Linked DNA regions of Homo sapiens: region 1 is linked to region 2. A link is an interaction called in ENCODE POLR2A ChIA-PET data of the cell type or tissue named here. Cell type or tissue: OCI-LY7. All regions are shown on one strand.

Region 1 (8,000 bases), 610 kb after region 2:
GCATGAACCCTGAAACAGTCTAGTGTTTATGATTACGAAGAAGAGGAAAACAAGCAAAAAAGACAGGAGGGCCAGCCAGTGAGACAGGAGGAAAATAAGGAGAGTGTGTTGTGTGTCCTGGAAGCCAAGCAAAGATGAATCAAAAAGGGAGCAATTGACCATGCCCAGTGCTGCTGATGGAGCAAGTAAGATGAGGACTGGGGAATCCACTATTGCATTTAGGAAAGTCAAAGTCATTGGTGACCTTGAGAAGAGCTGTGCCAATGGAGTGGAGAGGGTGAAAGTCTCATAGAAAAGGTTAAAAAATGAAGAAACATTGGGAGGCCTAGGCAGGCAGATCACCTGAGGTCGGGGGTTCAAGACCTGCCTGACCAACATGTAGAAACCCCGTCCCTACTCAAAATACAAAATTAGCCAGGTGTGGTGGCACATGCCTGTAATACCAGCCCCTCAGGAAGCTGAGGCAGGAGAATCGCTTGAACCCGGGAGGCGGAGGTTGCGGTGAGCCAAGATGGCACCATTGCACTCCAGCCTGGCCGACAGAGCGAACCTCTGTCTCCGTAAACAAACAAACAAAGCAAACAAACAAAGCAAACAAACAAACAAAGCAAAGCAAACAAACAAAGAATTTGAGTCAGTGACCACAGACAACTCTTTGAAGGACATTAGTTGTAAGTGGAAGAGAGAAATGGAAGTAGAGGAGGAAGAAGAGTTGGGAGAGTTTTTTTAAAGATAGGAGAAGCTGGGTGTGGTGGCTCACTCCTATAATCCCAGCACTTTAGGAGGCTGAGGTGGGCAGATCCCTTGAGCCCAGGAGTCTGAGACCAGCTTGGGAAACATGATGAAACCCCATCTCTACAAAAAATACAAAAATTAGCCAGGTGTGGTGGTGCATGTCTGTGGTCCCACCTATTCAGGAGGCTGAGGTGGGAGGATCGCCTGAGCCTGGGAGGTCGAGGTGGCAGTGAGCCATGATTGCATCGCTGCATTCCAGCCTGGGTGACAGAGCAAGACCCTGTCTCAAAAAAAAAAAAAAATAGGAGAAATAATTGCCTTTTAAATTTATGGAAAAGATCCAATAGAGAGGAAAAAACAGGATTCAGTAGAGAGGGAAAAATTGAAGATGTAGAGGACTCATGGGCTGTTTCTGGTAGTATTAAGAATATCAGGCTGGGCGCAGTGGTGCACATCTGTAACACCAGCACCTTGAGAAGCTGGGGTGGGAGGATGGCCTTAGCCCAGGACTTCAGACCAGCCCGGGCAACACAGTGAGACCCCATCTCTACATAAATAAGTAAATAAAATTTAAAAATTAGCTGGGCTTGGTGGTACATGTCTGTAATCCCAGCAACTCAGGAGGCTGAAGCAGTAGGATTGCTTGAGCCCAGGAGTTTGAGGTTACAGTAAGCTATGATAGCACCACTGCACTCCAGCCTGGGTAACAGAGCAAGACACTGTCTAAAAATAAAAATTAAAAAATCTACATTGTATTAAATGCTTACTATATGTTTGTTTTTATAGATAATATTCTCTTCTTAGAACCTAAAGTATGTATATTATTATTCCTATTTTACTAATGAGGAAATCGAGACTCGAAGAAATTGAACCCTTTGTCTAAGGTCACCCGGTGAGGACAGGGAAGAGCTGGGGGTCAGAGCCTAGCTGGTCTGAGGGACACTCAGGCCAAATTGCTCCTGAAGGCACCCTTCACTTTTCTGGTTGTGTAGAGTCCCAGGCACAGAAGGGACACATTTCCTGTTCTTCATTCCTGTCTGAAGGGAGGGTCTCTGTGTTTCTCACAACCAAGGCCTGAGACTTTGGTGGCAGGGAAAGTCTGAGTCATTTATTCTGCTTTCTTTTTTTTCTTAAACTCTGGTACAGAAACTCTCAAACAACTGAGAAGGTGCCTCGACATCTGATTTGCCCCAAACCTCTATACACTGGACATCTTCTGAATAAGGCTGTGTTGTATGTTGGGACAAGCAAAGGGATGGAAATCAAGAATTCTGGGTTTTAGTCCTGACTGTCACTACATGGCTGTGTTACTTCTGGTAAGTCAATTAACTTTGCGTTGTGTCCTCATTAGCAAAAAGGGAACACAAATGTCTGTACTGTTTTCTTCCTGGATAGTTGTGAAGACATCATAGTCTATGCCCTGTATCCCTAGCACTCCAGCACACGTGAGACCATATGCCATTTGCAAAGCATGTGATATATGATGGCATTGGTGGTTCTTCTCCTCATGCACAGCAGAATCACCCAGGGAGCTTTTACGTATACTGTTTTCTTGCTAGAATGTGGAGCAACTAGAATTCACAAACATTGCGGAGCAACTAGAATTCACAAACATTGCTAATGGGAGTATAAATTGGTAGAATCACTTTGAAAAGCAGTTTGGCAGCATCTACTAAAATTGAACCAAATCCTACCCTGCAATCCAGCAATTCTGCTCCTCAGTTTATACCCAGATAAAAGTGTGCGCACATGCACTGGAAGGCACATACAAGGATGTTTGCAGCAGCATTATTTGTAATTGCTCAAACTAGAAACAACTCAAATGCCCAGCAGAACAGACAAATTGTGATATACCCAGTTATGCAAATATAAAAAAATGTATGCTTTGTGATAATTCACTGAGTTGCACACATGACTTGTGCACTTTTTTGGCTATTTATATATTACTTCAACTAGAAAACAAAACTGGCTGGGCACGATGGCTCATGCCTGTAATCCCAGCACTTTAGGAGGCTGAGGCACAAGGATTGCTTGAGCCTAGGAGTTTAAGGCTGCAGTAAGCCATGACTGAACCACTGCACCCCAACCCTGGGCAATGGAGCAAGACCCTGTCTCAAAAACAAAACACACACAGAAAAAAAACAAAAAGCAAAACTGCTGCTTAGTTTCCCACCCCAGACCAATTAAATTAGAAGCCTGCGGGTGGGGCCCGGGACAGGTGTTTTCAGGAGTGCAGCCAGGGGTGAGAACACTGCCCTCTCCTTTGTTGGTGCCATTCCGTCCCAGGGGGAAGATCGAGGACTGTGTCTGGGTGCTGCTGAAAGTGCCTCTAGGTGGTGGGGGGACAGGGCTGTCTTCGGGAGGGAAGGAAGGCAACAGGAATGGCCCACACCTCCACACCTCTGAAAGTGAGGACAGGCTTCTCCCCTGAGGTAGTGAATGAAGACTACCACCAGCCTTCAGGGGCTGCTCCTGACCGTCCTCCCTTAAGCAATTCCTGAATTTAATTTCAGGCTTACTATTCAGAACAGTTGCAGCTTTTCGGTATTTTTATTTGCCTGGTCCTTTGTGGAGGTTTTGTCTCTTCATTTGTATTTTTGTGTTTTACTGTAGTGGCCTAGTTTAAATTCTTTTCTGTCTTCCTTTTAATACTATAATCTCTTAGCCTACAAATTAAACAACCACATCCAATTGTGCCATCATCTGCCAGGTGGTGTGGGCTGGTTTTCTAACTCTTGTCCTACATGTGAGGGACAAATTCTGAATGCATGCCACTCTTAGTCTTCGCTATTCGCGACTATTCTCAATTAAGAAAAGGCTTATAAACGTGGAGACCCTTTAGTATCTCCTGACTTTATTCTGATTTCTTTTTTCTATGGATCTCCTCTGTGGAGATATTCTGGTTTCATAAATGAAAAACATTTATGGGTCAAGCTATGTAGCTTGATAAAAGATCCTACTACAATTTTAACAAATCAGGGGTTTTACCAAAATAATACCACTAGACCTCAACTTAAATAGCATTTTAACAAGACTGTGGCCTCTTTAACATTTGTTAAAATAGCTAGATATAGATTTTTAAAGTTATTTTTATTACATAATATTGAAGATATTATCAAAAGAAATAAACTTTGTTATAATTCTAAACTCATAGCAAAAATTATATAGATTTTGTGTATTATATAGATTATATAAGGACCTTGAAATAATGCACAAATGTCTTTCTAGATGCAAACACATTCTTCATATGACCATTATAATTTCTGAAAGAAAATCTGTATACATACATATGTATTATGTGGGAAAAAAAAGCCATCTACTGTGGCTATCATCGGATTATGAATGATTTCACATGTTTTCACTTTTTTTTTTTTTTTTTTTTTTTTTTGAGGTGGAATCTCACTCTCGTCCAGGCTGGAGTACAGTGGTGCCATCTCGGCTCACTGCAACCTCTGCGTCCTGGGTTCAATCAATTCTCCTGCCTCAGCCTCCTGAGTAGCTGGGATTACAGGCACATGCCACCATGTCCGTCTACTTTTTGTATTTTTAGTAGAGGTGGAGTTGCACCATGTTGGCCAGGCTGGTCTCAAGCTCCTGACCTCAGGTGATCCACCTCCCAAAGTGCTGGGATTACAGGCATGAGCCACCGCGCCCGGCCTGTTTTCACTTTTGTTTGTATTTTTTTGCTTCAGTAAAAAAGAGTTGAGAATAAGTAGAAAATAAGAAATATAGGCATCCTTCTGTATGTTGCAATGAAGGTCTTAATAGCAAAGAAACTGGCTTCTGGGACCAGCAGTATCAGCATCACCTGGGAACTTGTTAGAAATGCAAATTCTTGAGCCCACCCCAGACCTGCTAAATTAGAAACTCTGGGGGTAGGTCCAGCAATCTGCTTTAAGGAAACCTCAAGGTGACTCTGATGCATACTAAATTTGAAGACCACTGTTCTAAAGGATAGCACAAAACCAATTTGGCAAATGCTTAAGAGAGATCCAGTCTGGGAATAGATGTTTTGTTTTGTTCAATTTGGTCTCTGCCCCTTCCCTTCCTCAGCCAACCCGATTCATCTTGCTGCAATCAAACCTGTACCAGTGTTTCTCAACCCTGGCTGGGGAGCTCTTAAAAATGCCTGTGCCCAGGTGTCTCTCCAGGCCAATCTAATCACACCCTCTGTGGATGGGTCCCGGGCATCCAGGTGCTCCTGCTGTGCGCCAGGCTTGACAAATTCTGTTCTATATTCAGGTACTTTTGCGGTTGAAACAGATGATTGTTAACACCTGCCCTCAACTTCTTTCATTTATTTCCTGCAGACTCTGTGAAGCAGAACTCGGGCCTCTAGCGTCTGCTAGTCTAGATCTAAAGGTGTTTCCTGAGGGACAGTTTGGCCTGGCATGCAGGTACCTCTGCAGACCACAACAGTGCACCGAAAACACCCCCTCCCAGCACGCACACAAGTCTGGCTCCTCAGCCAAACATCAAACACCAACACTGCTGCCCATGCCAGATGCCAAGTGAGATAATGTGTGTTATACCCTTAGTGTGTTACAAAGAGAAAAGATTAATAAATGTTAGCTATCCTTATCTTCATTATCTAAATAAGGCATGTGGATCTCTTTTCATTTAAACTCACAAAATACCTGCTTAGAAGGCCTATCATGGTTGTTTCATCTTGAATTTTGTAACCATCAACTTTCATGTGAAGCCAGTGAGGGACCACTCACAGTCATGAGGGATGTTCTAAGCCAGCAGTTCTTAAAATGTGTATCACACGGGATCTTGTTAGAAATGTAAACTCTGGGCCCGGCACGGTGGCTCACGCCTGTAATCCCAGCACTTTGGGAGGCCGAGGCAGGCGGATCACGAGGTCAGGAGATTGAGACCATCCTGGCTAACACAGTGAAACCCCGTCTCTACTAAAAATACAAAAAATCAGCTGGGCGTGGTGGGCACCTGTAGTCCCAGCTACTCGGGAGGCTGAGGCAGGAGAATGGCGTGAACCCGGAAGGCGGAGCTTGCAGTGAGCCGAGATCACGCCACTGCACTCCAGCCTGGGTGACAGAGCAAGACTCCGTCTCAAAAAAAAGAAAAGAAAAGAAATGCAAACTCCGCTAGGCCTGGCGGCTTGTGCCTGTAATCCCAGTGCTTTAGGAGGCTAAGGTGGGAGAATTCTTCAGCTCAGGAGTTCAAGACCAGCCTGGGGAACATAGTGAGACCGCCCCCCACTGCCCCCACTCCACCACTTCCCTGCTCATAAATGAATGAGTAAAAAGAAATGCAAATTCTTTATTTTATTTATTGTTTTTGAGACAGGGTCTCACTCTGTTGCCCAGGCTGGAGTGCAGTAGCTCCATCTCGGCTCACTGCAGCCTCCATCTCCTGGGTTCAAGTGATTCTCCTGCCTCAGCCTCCCGAGTAGCTGGGATTACAGGCACCTGCCACCATGCCCAGCTGATTTTTGTATTTTTAGTAGAGGTGGGGTTTCACCATGTTGGCCAGGCTGATCTGGAACTCGTGGCCTCAAGCCATCCACCCGCCTCAGCCTCCCAAAGTGCTGGGACTACAGGTATGAGCCACCATGCCCAGCCAAGAAATGCAAATTCTTGAGGCCTACCTCAGTACTACTATATCAAAAACCCTGGAGGTGGTGCCCAGCCACCCATTTTCACAAGGCCCCCTGTGTTTCTGATGCATGCTCAGGTTTAAGAACTGCTGCTCTAAGCCTTCAGCCTCTCGAGCTTGTTGGAAATGCATGACCTCAGGCCCCACCCCAGATGACTGATTTAGAATCCCCAGGTCATTCAGATGCACATTAGAGCTTGAAAAGCACTGCTCTCGACTGTCCCCCACGGTCAGATTAGAATTAGAGCACCAGAAAGGGGTACTCTTAGATCAAAGCTTCTCGGCACCCCACAGAAATGCTGTCACAAGACAACAATTTAGGTGTAAGAAATCAACACATGAAAGACATTTCTGTATCTGTGAAAAAGAATTTTACTGCCATTCACCATCCCTGGATAAAGATTCTGTCAGCTTTCTTAGAGTTTAGAGCAAGCACGTGTGTCCTTTTTTAGAAAAGAAGGTGAAGTTATGAAACTCATGATACCTAAATTGCCAGGACACTTTCATTTTAGCTCAATTCTTTTTTTATTTTTTGAGATGGAGTCTCGCTCTATTGCCCAGGTTGGAGTGTAGTGGCGTGGTCTCGGCTCACTGCAACCTCCGCCTCCTGGGTTCAAGTGATTCTCCTGCCTCAGCTTCCCGAGTAGCTGGGATTACAGGTGCCCGCCACCATGCCTGGCTAATTTTTGTATTTTTAGTAGAGACAGGGTTTCACCATGTTGGCCAGGCTGGTTTTGAACTTCTGACCTCAAGTGATCTGCCTGCCTCGGCCTCCCAAAGTGCTAGGATTACAGACATGAGCTACGGCGCCCAGCATTTTAGCTCAATTCTAAGAAATATTCTTAGTCTAGGTTTTCTCATATAGCTCTCTCTTCTCTTGCTTAAAGTGATCTTTGCTTTCCATTCTTGTTTTAACAATCTATTATGGCTGCATTTTTTAAATAAGTAGCTTCAAATATTGTGTGAGAACATAAGGAGAAATATCTTTTCCTCACCCATCGCTAGGTTTACAGTGGAGAAAGCTCTATAACAAAAGACAGATTAACAAGAGAAAAACATGCAAATTTATTTGGTATGTTTTATGTGACACAGGGGCCTTTTAAGCAAATGAATACCCAAAGAAACAGACTTGTGTATTATTGCTGGCTTTGATGAAGAGTGGACGGTCATGGAGAAATATAACAGGACAAAGGGGATATGATCTAATGATAATAAACTGCAGGGAGCTTAGCAACATACGTTTGTTCAAATTCTTCTTTGTGTTCCTATGTCTTCAGAGATAAGAATGTTCCTTTCTTCTGACCGGGCACGGCACGGTGGCTCACTCTTGTAATCCCAGAACTTTGGGAGGCTGAGGTGGGCAAATCGCTTGAGCCCTGGAGTTCGAGACCAGCCTAGACAACATGGTGAAACCCTGTCTCTACTAAAAATACAAAAATTAGCCAGGCTTGGTGGCACATGCCTGTAATCCCAGCTACTTGAGAGGCTGAGGCAGGAAAATCACTTGAACCCAGGAGGCAGAGGTTGCAGTGAGCTGAGATCGCGCCACTGCACTCCAGCCTGGGTGACAGAGTGAGACTCTGTCTCAAAAAAAAAAAAAAAAAAAAGAAAAGAAAAAAGACTGTTCCTTTCTTCTGGATATAGGG
Region 2 (8,000 bases):
CCCGCCACCACGCCCGGCTAATTTTTTGTATTTTTAGTAGAGACGGGTTTCACCGTGTTAGCCAGGATGGTCTCGATCTCCTGACCTCGTGATCCGCCCGCCTCAGCCTCCCAAAGTGCTGGGATTCCAGGCGTGAGCCACTGCGCCCGGCTTTCAATTAAGTCTTTTTCTAGCTTTTATGGATTTGTTAAATTTAATTTTTTATTCATCTGGAATTTATTTTGGTATCAAGTATGAAGTAGGATCTAACATTAATTTTTCTGAACAATGACTTAGTGATTTTAGCAAATTTGAATTTCTCTCTTTTCCATTGATTTGAAATGCCAGGTCTGTCTGGTTTTTTGTTTTTTTGTTTTTTTTTTTGAGGCGGGGTTTCGCTCTTGTTGCCCAGGTTGGAGTGCAATGGCATGATCTTGGCTCACCACAACCTCCGTCTCCCAGGTTGAAACGATTCTCCTGCCTCAACCTTCCGAGTAGCTGGGATTGCAGGCATGTGCCACCATGCCCGGTTAAGTTTGCATTTTTAGTAGAGACGGGGTTTCTCTCTTGGTCAGGCTGGTCGTGAGCTGCCAACCTCAGATGATCCGCCCACCTTGGCCTCCCGAAGTGCTGGGATTACAGGCGTGAGCCACCGCACCCAGCACCATGTCTGTCTTGTACAGAATTTATGAGTATATTCTTGGAGGCCTATTTTTAAGCTGTTTATTATTTCATCATCTAGTTTTAATTTAGTCACTTTATAATTTATCTTTGTGCCTGGTGCCGTTAAACCAAATAGGTTGTGAAAAGTTATTCATTTCTTTTTTTTTTTTTTTTTTTTTTTTTGAGATGAAGCCTCACACTGTCACCTGGGCTGGAGTGCAGTGGCATGATCTCGGCTCACTGCAACTTCCACCTCTCGGGTTCAAGTGATTCTCCTGTCTCAGCGTCCCGAGTAGCTGGAATTATAGGCGCCTACCACCATGCCCAGCCAATTTTTTTTACATTTTTAGTAGAGATGGGGTTTCACCATGTTGACCAGGCTGGTCTTGAACTCTTGACCTCGTGATCCGCCTGCCTTGGCCTCCCAAAGTGCTGGGATTACAGGTGTGAGCCACCGTGCCTGGCCAAGTTACTCATTTGTTAAGATGAAACTTTAGAATCCTTTTTTTTTTTTTTTGCATCTCCTCCGTTTCTATTGGAATTTTTATTGAAATTGGATTATGTTTATAAGTGGGGTAAGAGTTGACATCTTACGGTGTCTTTCCCGAAAGGAAATAATGTATCTTCCCATTTTTACATAATTTTTGTTTCTTTTTGACGTTTTATATTTTTCCCCTTTATGTAGGTTCTGCGTATTTCTTTTTACATGTACTCCTGGATATTTTTGTTTGTTGTTCCCAATTAAAATGGTATATTTGCACATCTTTATCATTTATTTTACTTTATTATTTATTTGGTATTTTTAGTAGAGACAGGATTTCACCATGTTGGCCGGGCTGGTCTCAAACTCCTGCCCTCAAGTGATCTCCCTACCTCAGCCTCCCATACTTTATAATTTTTTTAACAGCTATAGTGAACTATTGGGTTGGTGCGAAAATAATTGGGGTTTTGCCACTTGTAAACCACAATTACTTTTGTACCAATCTAATAAATTCACATACCTTACTGGCACCCGACTGATTCAGAGTTGTGCAACCATCACCACAAACAAGTCTAGAACACTTTATCACCTCAATAGGATTCCCCTACCTTTTAGCAATCAGTCACCCTAAGCTACTTCCCATTTCAGTAGCACGAAGCAACAACCAATATGCATTCTTAATATATTTGCCTATTCTGAACCTTTCGTGTATATGGAATACTAATATTTGTTTTTTTTGTGACTGCCTACTTTCACTTAGCATAATGCTTTCCAGTTTTGTCCATGTTGTAGCATATGCCAGTACTTCAGTCCTTTTTTTTTGTTTAAGACTTTTTGTATTTTTATTTTTATTTTTTGAGACAGAGTCTTGGTTTGTTGCCCAGGCTGGAGTGCAGTGGCATGAACTTTGTTCACTGCAGGCTCTGCCTCCTGGGTTCAAGTGATTCTCCAGCCTCAGCCTCCCGAGTAGCTGGGACTACAGGCGTGCGCCACCATGCCCAGCTTATTTTTGTATTTTTAGTAGAGACGGGGTTTCACCATATTGGCCAGGCTGGTCTCGCACTCCTGACTTCGTGATCCACCCACCTCAGCCTCCCAAAGTGCTGGGATTACAGGCGTGAGCCACCGCGCCGGCTGATACAACTTCATTCTTTTGCATGAGGCTGTTCAGTTGTCCAAGCTTCATTTTTAGAAAAATCTATTCTTTCTGTTGCATGGTCTTGGCATCCTTGTTTGAAAGTCATTTGCCTGTACATATATAGGGTTTTTTTCTGTACTCTGTATTCTGTTTCATTGATCTGTATGTCTATCCTTACGCCAGTACTACACTGTCTTGATTGCTGTGGCTTTGTAATAAGATTGGAAGTCAGAAAGTGTAAATCTTTGTTTTTTTTTTGTTTTTGTTTTTTTTTTCAAAATTATGTTGGCTCTTCAGGGTCCCTTGAGTTTCCTTCTGAGTTTTAGGATCAACTTGAAAACTTCTACAAAGATGCCAGCTGGAATTCTGGTAGAGATTGTAGTGAATCTGTGTATCAAGTTGAGGATTATTACTATCTTAACAATATTAAGTCTCCTGATCCATGAACATGGGATATCTTTCTATTTATTTAGGTTGTCTATAATGCTTTAAACAATATTTTGTAGTTTCCTACTTTTTTTTTTTTTTTTAAGAGGGAGTCTCACTGTCATCCAGGCTGCAGTACAGTGGCATGACTTCTGCCTTCCAGGTTCGAGCGCTCCTCTTGTCCCTCCTGTCCCTCCCGTCCCTCCATTCCCTCCTTCCTGTTGCCCAGGCTGGAGTGCAGTGGCACGATCTTGGCTCACCGCAACATCCACCTCCCAGGTTCAAGCAGTTCTCCTGCCTCAGCCTCCAGAGTAGCTGGGATGATTACAGGCATGCGCCACCACACCTTGCTAATTTTTATATTTTTAGTAGAGACAGGTTTTTCCATGTTGGCCAGGCTGGTCTCGAACTCCCAACCTCAGGTGATCCACCTGCCTTGGCCTCCCAGAGTGCTGAGATTACAGGCATGAGCCACTGTATCCGGCCTCTGGCCTGCACTTTTTGTTATTCAATACATTTTGGGCAAAGAATAAGAATCTTATTCTTTCTGATGCTATTGTAAAATTGTTTTTCTAGATTTTACATCTGAATTGTTCATTGCTAATATATAGAAATATGGTTGATTTGGTACCTTGATCTTGTATCCTGCAACCTTGAACTCATTTGTAAATTGTTTAGTGGATCCCTTAGGACTTTTTTATGTATGTCATCTATGGATGGAAACAGTTTCTTTATTCTTTCCATTTGGGATGACTTTTACTTCATATACTCATTATTAAAAATATATCTTCATTTGGCTTGATCAGTGGTTATCAAAGTATGATCTGTCAACCATGGAGGTCCCAGAGAGCCTGTCAAAGAGTTGTCAAGATAAGATATTCTTTGCATTTTTTTTCCCCGTCCTTGAGACAGGGCCTCACTCACTCTGTTTCCTGGGCCAGAGTGTGGTGCTATTATCAGCTTACTACAGACTTGAACCCCTCAGCTAAGGTGATCCTCCTGGGACTGCAGGCATGTGCCACCACACCAGGCTAAATTTTTTTATTTTTGTAGAGACAGATCTCACTGTGTTGCCCAGTCTGGTCTTGAACTCCTGGCCTGAAGCAGTCCTCCTGCCTTGGCCGCCCAAAGTACTGGGATTATAGACATGGGCATTCATGCCTGGCCAGTTTGTGTTTTTCATTGTGTTGACATTTTCATTGATAGTGCAAAAGTGTCATGGATAAAACTACTGGCCACTTTGTATGAAGAAAGACAGTGGCATTAAGTAGATGTTGTATTCCTTACTCCCAAACATTTGTTATTTAAAATAAATTTTGACTTGATGTTCAATTTTATTAAATTTCACAGATCCTTGGCTCTTGCCTGTAATCCCAGTATTTTGGGAGGCCAAGGCAGGTGGATCACCTGAGGTCAGGAGTTCAAGAACAGCCTGGCCAACATGGTGAAACCTTGTCTCTACTAAAAATACAAAAATTAGTTTGGTGTGGTGGCGCGCACCTGCAATCCCAACTACTTGGGAGGCTGAGGCAGGAGAATGGCTTGATCCCAGTAGGCGGAGGTTGCAGCAAGCCGAGATTGCACCACTGCACTCCAGCCTAGGCGACAGAGTGAGACTGTCTCAAATAAATAAATAAATAAAAGAAAAAACCCAAAACTAAAAAAACCAATTTCACAGATCTTGTATTCATGTCTTTTTATATTCTGTGATGAAATGAGTTCATATAAAGCATTTCTTCTCTCCTTAGTGCAGTAAGATGGTTAATTTGAGAAAATGGACAAGTGGTTTGAGTTGTGAGCTGAGCTAGCTGCTTTTTTCATAAAACATCTGTTTGAAAGTGTGATGGACTCATGCAAAGTTATCCAGATTTTTTATATTTAACAAGCATTTTCTTGAAAAACCAAGCATGTCACTTCAAGGAAGACTGATAATGTTAATTGCCAGTGATAAAATTTGAGCTTTGATAGAAAAATTAAAATTTTAGAAAACTTGAACCTGACACCATGAACTTGAAAGGTGCCCAATACTTAACAGATTTTTCTGATGAGATCAGTGGAATTATATATGTTTTCTGGTTTTTTTTTTTTTTTTTTTTTTTTTTTTGGAAGACAGTTTCACTCTGTTGCCCAGGCTGGAGTGCAGTGGTGCGTTCTCTGCTCACTGCAACCTCTGCCTTCTGGGTTCAAATGATTCGGGTGCCTCAGCCTCCCGAGTAGCTGAGACTGCAGGTGCATGCCACGATGCCAGGCTAATTTTTTTATTTTTAGTAGAGACAGTGTTTCACCATGTTAGCTACGCTGGTCTTGAACTCCTGACCTCAGGTGATCTGCTTGCCTTGGCCTCCCAAAATGCTGGGATTACAGGCATGAGCCACCACGCCCGGCCTAATGTTATTTTCTGATGCTGTGTAATGAAATGTGTCAACATTGGAAAGATGATGTACATAACTTAGTGGACCAATATTTTCCAGATCACCAGTATATTATGTTATAAAATTATGCATGGGCAAAGTATCTACTCAGAGGGTAAAGTAGATCAGTGGAATTTTTTTTTTTTTTTTTTGATGTGGAGTCTTGCTCTGTTGCCCAGGCTGCAGTGTAGTGGCACGATCTCGGCTCATTGCAACCTCTGCCTCTCAGGTTCTAGGGATTCTCTCACCTCAGCCTCCTGAGTAGCTGAGATTACAGGCACATACCACTACACCTGGCTAATTTTTGTATTTTTAGTAGAGATGGGGCTTCACCATGTTGGCCAGGCTGGTCTCGAGCTCCTGACTTTAAGTGATCTGCCCGCCTTGGCTTCTCAAAGGGCTAGAATTACAGGCGTGAGCTACCACGCCCAGCCTACATCACTGGATTTTAATGTAACAGACAGTACTTACATGATTTCAGTTTTCATATTACAACTCATTTTAAGAAATTACCATTGAGTTTTGGTGTAATATTGAAGAAGAAAATATTTAAGACAAAGCTGTTAAAATATTCCTACTTTCAACTTTAGATCATTTCAGGATGGATCTTCATATACTTCAATCAGGACAGTATATGATGGAGTACAGAAGCACTTAGAAGGATACAGCCATCTTCTATTAAGCTAGACCCTAGATTTTCAAAAATATATAACAGTTCCACTTGTCTCACTGGTGTTTTTTGGTGGAAAATATGGAATGAAGTATTTATAAATGAATGAATAAATATGTAGACATTTCTAAGTTTTAGTTTAGTTTTTTTTTTTTTTTTTTTTTGAGACAGAGTCTGACTCTGTCACCCAGACTGGAGTGCAGTGGTGCAATCCTGGCTCACTGTAATCTCTGCCTTCCTGGGTTCAGGTGATTCTCCTGCCTCAGCCTCCTGAGTGGCTGGGATTACAGGTGCCCACCAAGTTACAGACTAATTACTTTTTTTTTTTTTGAAACAGAGTCTCACTGTGTTGCCCAGGCTGGAGTGCAGTGGCACGATCGCAGCTCACTGCAACCTCTGCCTTTCAGGTTCAAGCGATACTTCTGCCTCAGGCTCCCGAGTAGCTGGTATTACACGTGCATAGCACCACGCCTGGCAAATTTTTTGTATTTTTAAAAATAGAGACTGGGTGTCAGGCTGGTCTTGAACTCCTGACCTCGTGATCCGCTTGCCTTGGCCTCCCAAAGTGCTGGGATTACAGGCAGAGCCACTGTGCCTGGCCTGTAAGACATTATTATTATTTTATACAGTTTATGTTAATTTAGATTTACCCACATTTACTCTTTCTGTTGCTCTTCTTTTTTGTGTCTCTTGGCTTTCATCCGGGATCATTTTTCTCTTAGCAATTTTTTTTTTTTTTTTTTGAGACGGAGTCTCGATCTGTTGCCCAGGCTGGAGTGCAGTGGCGCAATCTCGGCTCACTGCAAACTCTGCCTCCCGGGTTCATGCCATTCTCCTGCCTCAGCCTCCTGAGTAGCTGGGACTACAGGTGCTTGCCACCACGCCCCGCTAACTTTTTGTATTTTTCGTAGAGATGGGGTTTCACTGTGTTAGCCAGGATGGTCTTGATCTCCTGACCTTGTGATCCGCCCGCCTCGGCCTCCCAAAGTGCTGGGATTACAGGTGTGAGCCACCGGGCCCGGCCAGCATTTTTTTTTTTTTTTTTTTTTTTTTTTAGTGTGGTTCTGCTGTTGACAGTTTTTTCTCTTAGCATTTTTTTGTGTGTGTGTGTTTAGTGTGGTTCTGCTGTTGACAAATTTTTTTTTCAGTGTTTGCTTGTTTTCTAAAGTTCATTTTTAGGCTAACACTGAAGTAGGATAATGAATTACAAGTTGGCAGTTACTATTGCTTCTTCAAACCAATCATTCCATTGTCCCCTGGCTTCCATTGTTTATACAGAGAAATCACCTATCGGTTTTACTGTTACTTCTTTGAAGATAAGTTTTTTCCTCACTTGCTCAGTTTTTTTTTTTTTTTGGTGTTAAGGAACAGAGTTTAATAGGCAAGAAAGAAACGATAAGGCAGAAGGAAGAGGCTCCCCTGTACAGAGACGGAGGGGGTGCTCCAAAGCCAAAAAAGGAGGTCTCCACGTGCGGTGGACACCTGCCAGGTATATATGCAGAGGCTGGAGGAGGCAATGTCTGATTTGCATAGGGCTCAGGGGATTTGTTTGACTAGGCATGTCATTCAGGTAGCCCGTGAAAAAGCTGGCCCTCCCACCCTAGCCCTTTAATGTGCATCATTTGCTCAGTTTTAAGATTTTCTTTGTTTTTGTCTTCAGTAGTTAACTATGACAAGTCCGCATCTGATTTTGTATTTATTGGGATTCATAGTGCTTCTTGAATGTGAGTTTTTTAAAAATTTATTTTAGAAGTACTTAGCCATTATTTTTTCAAATGTAGTCACTGCCTCAGTCTGTCTTTCATCACCTTTTGATCTTCCTTCTCTCTTTTGCTTTCTTCTATATTTTTATCCTTTTGGCTTTTGTGTCTTCATACTGCAGTCTGGATATTTTCTTTGACCCATCTTCCTTTTTCGATTTCTCAGTCTTGTTTAATCTGTATTAAAGCCATCTATCAATTTTAATTTCTGTTATTGTATATTTTAATTCTTAGGCTTTTGAGTTTTTTCTTTTTAATAGATTTTATTTTTGGGACAGGGTTTTGCTCTGTCACCCAGGCTGGAGTGCAGTGGCAGAATCTTGTCACCTTGACCTTCTGGGCCCAAGTGATCCTCCCACCTCAGCCTCCTGAGTAGCTGGGACTACAGGCATGCATGCCCCACCATACCTACAATTTTATTTATTTATATTTTTAGCAATGAAGTCTCCGTATGTTGCCCATGCTGAAGCAG

Evidence for each region. Peaks named below come from ENCODE experiments on the same cell type or tissue, not always from the same donor. Only the 100,000 strongest peaks of a DNase experiment are listed, where the experiment ranks them.
Region 1: POLR2A ChIA-PET joins it to region 2 with 7 read pairs; 2 of 35 experiments call an interaction of 5 or more read pairs at or near these places.

What each region holds. Positions count from the first base shown.
Region 1 is chr2:60,838,108-60,846,107 of GRCh38, reverse strand. No RefSeq gene overlaps it. Among named protein-coding and RNA genes, the nearest start is that of REL-DT, 39 kb to the left of the region's middle. RefSeq lists enhancers at 1,642-1,861, 4,620-5,039. In OCI-LY7, CTCF peaks have their summits at 2,839, 3,050 (motif pointing right) and 6,611; DNase peaks (open chromatin) are centred at 2,927, 4,577, 4,997, 6,517 and 3 weaker places; H3K4me3 peaks cover 5,356 bases; H3K27ac peaks cover 7,391 bases.
Region 2 is chr2:61,444,046-61,452,045 of GRCh38, reverse strand. All of the region lies in intron 1 of USP34 (ubiquitin specific peptidase 34), which reads left to right. Among named protein-coding and RNA genes, the nearest start is that of USP34, 23 kb to the left of the region's middle. RefSeq lists a silencer at 1,670-1,769. In OCI-LY7, no CTCF peak of the experiment used is centred here; DNase peaks (open chromatin) are centred at 4,895 and 7,275; H3K4me3 peaks cover 2,734 bases; H3K27ac peaks cover 6,537 bases.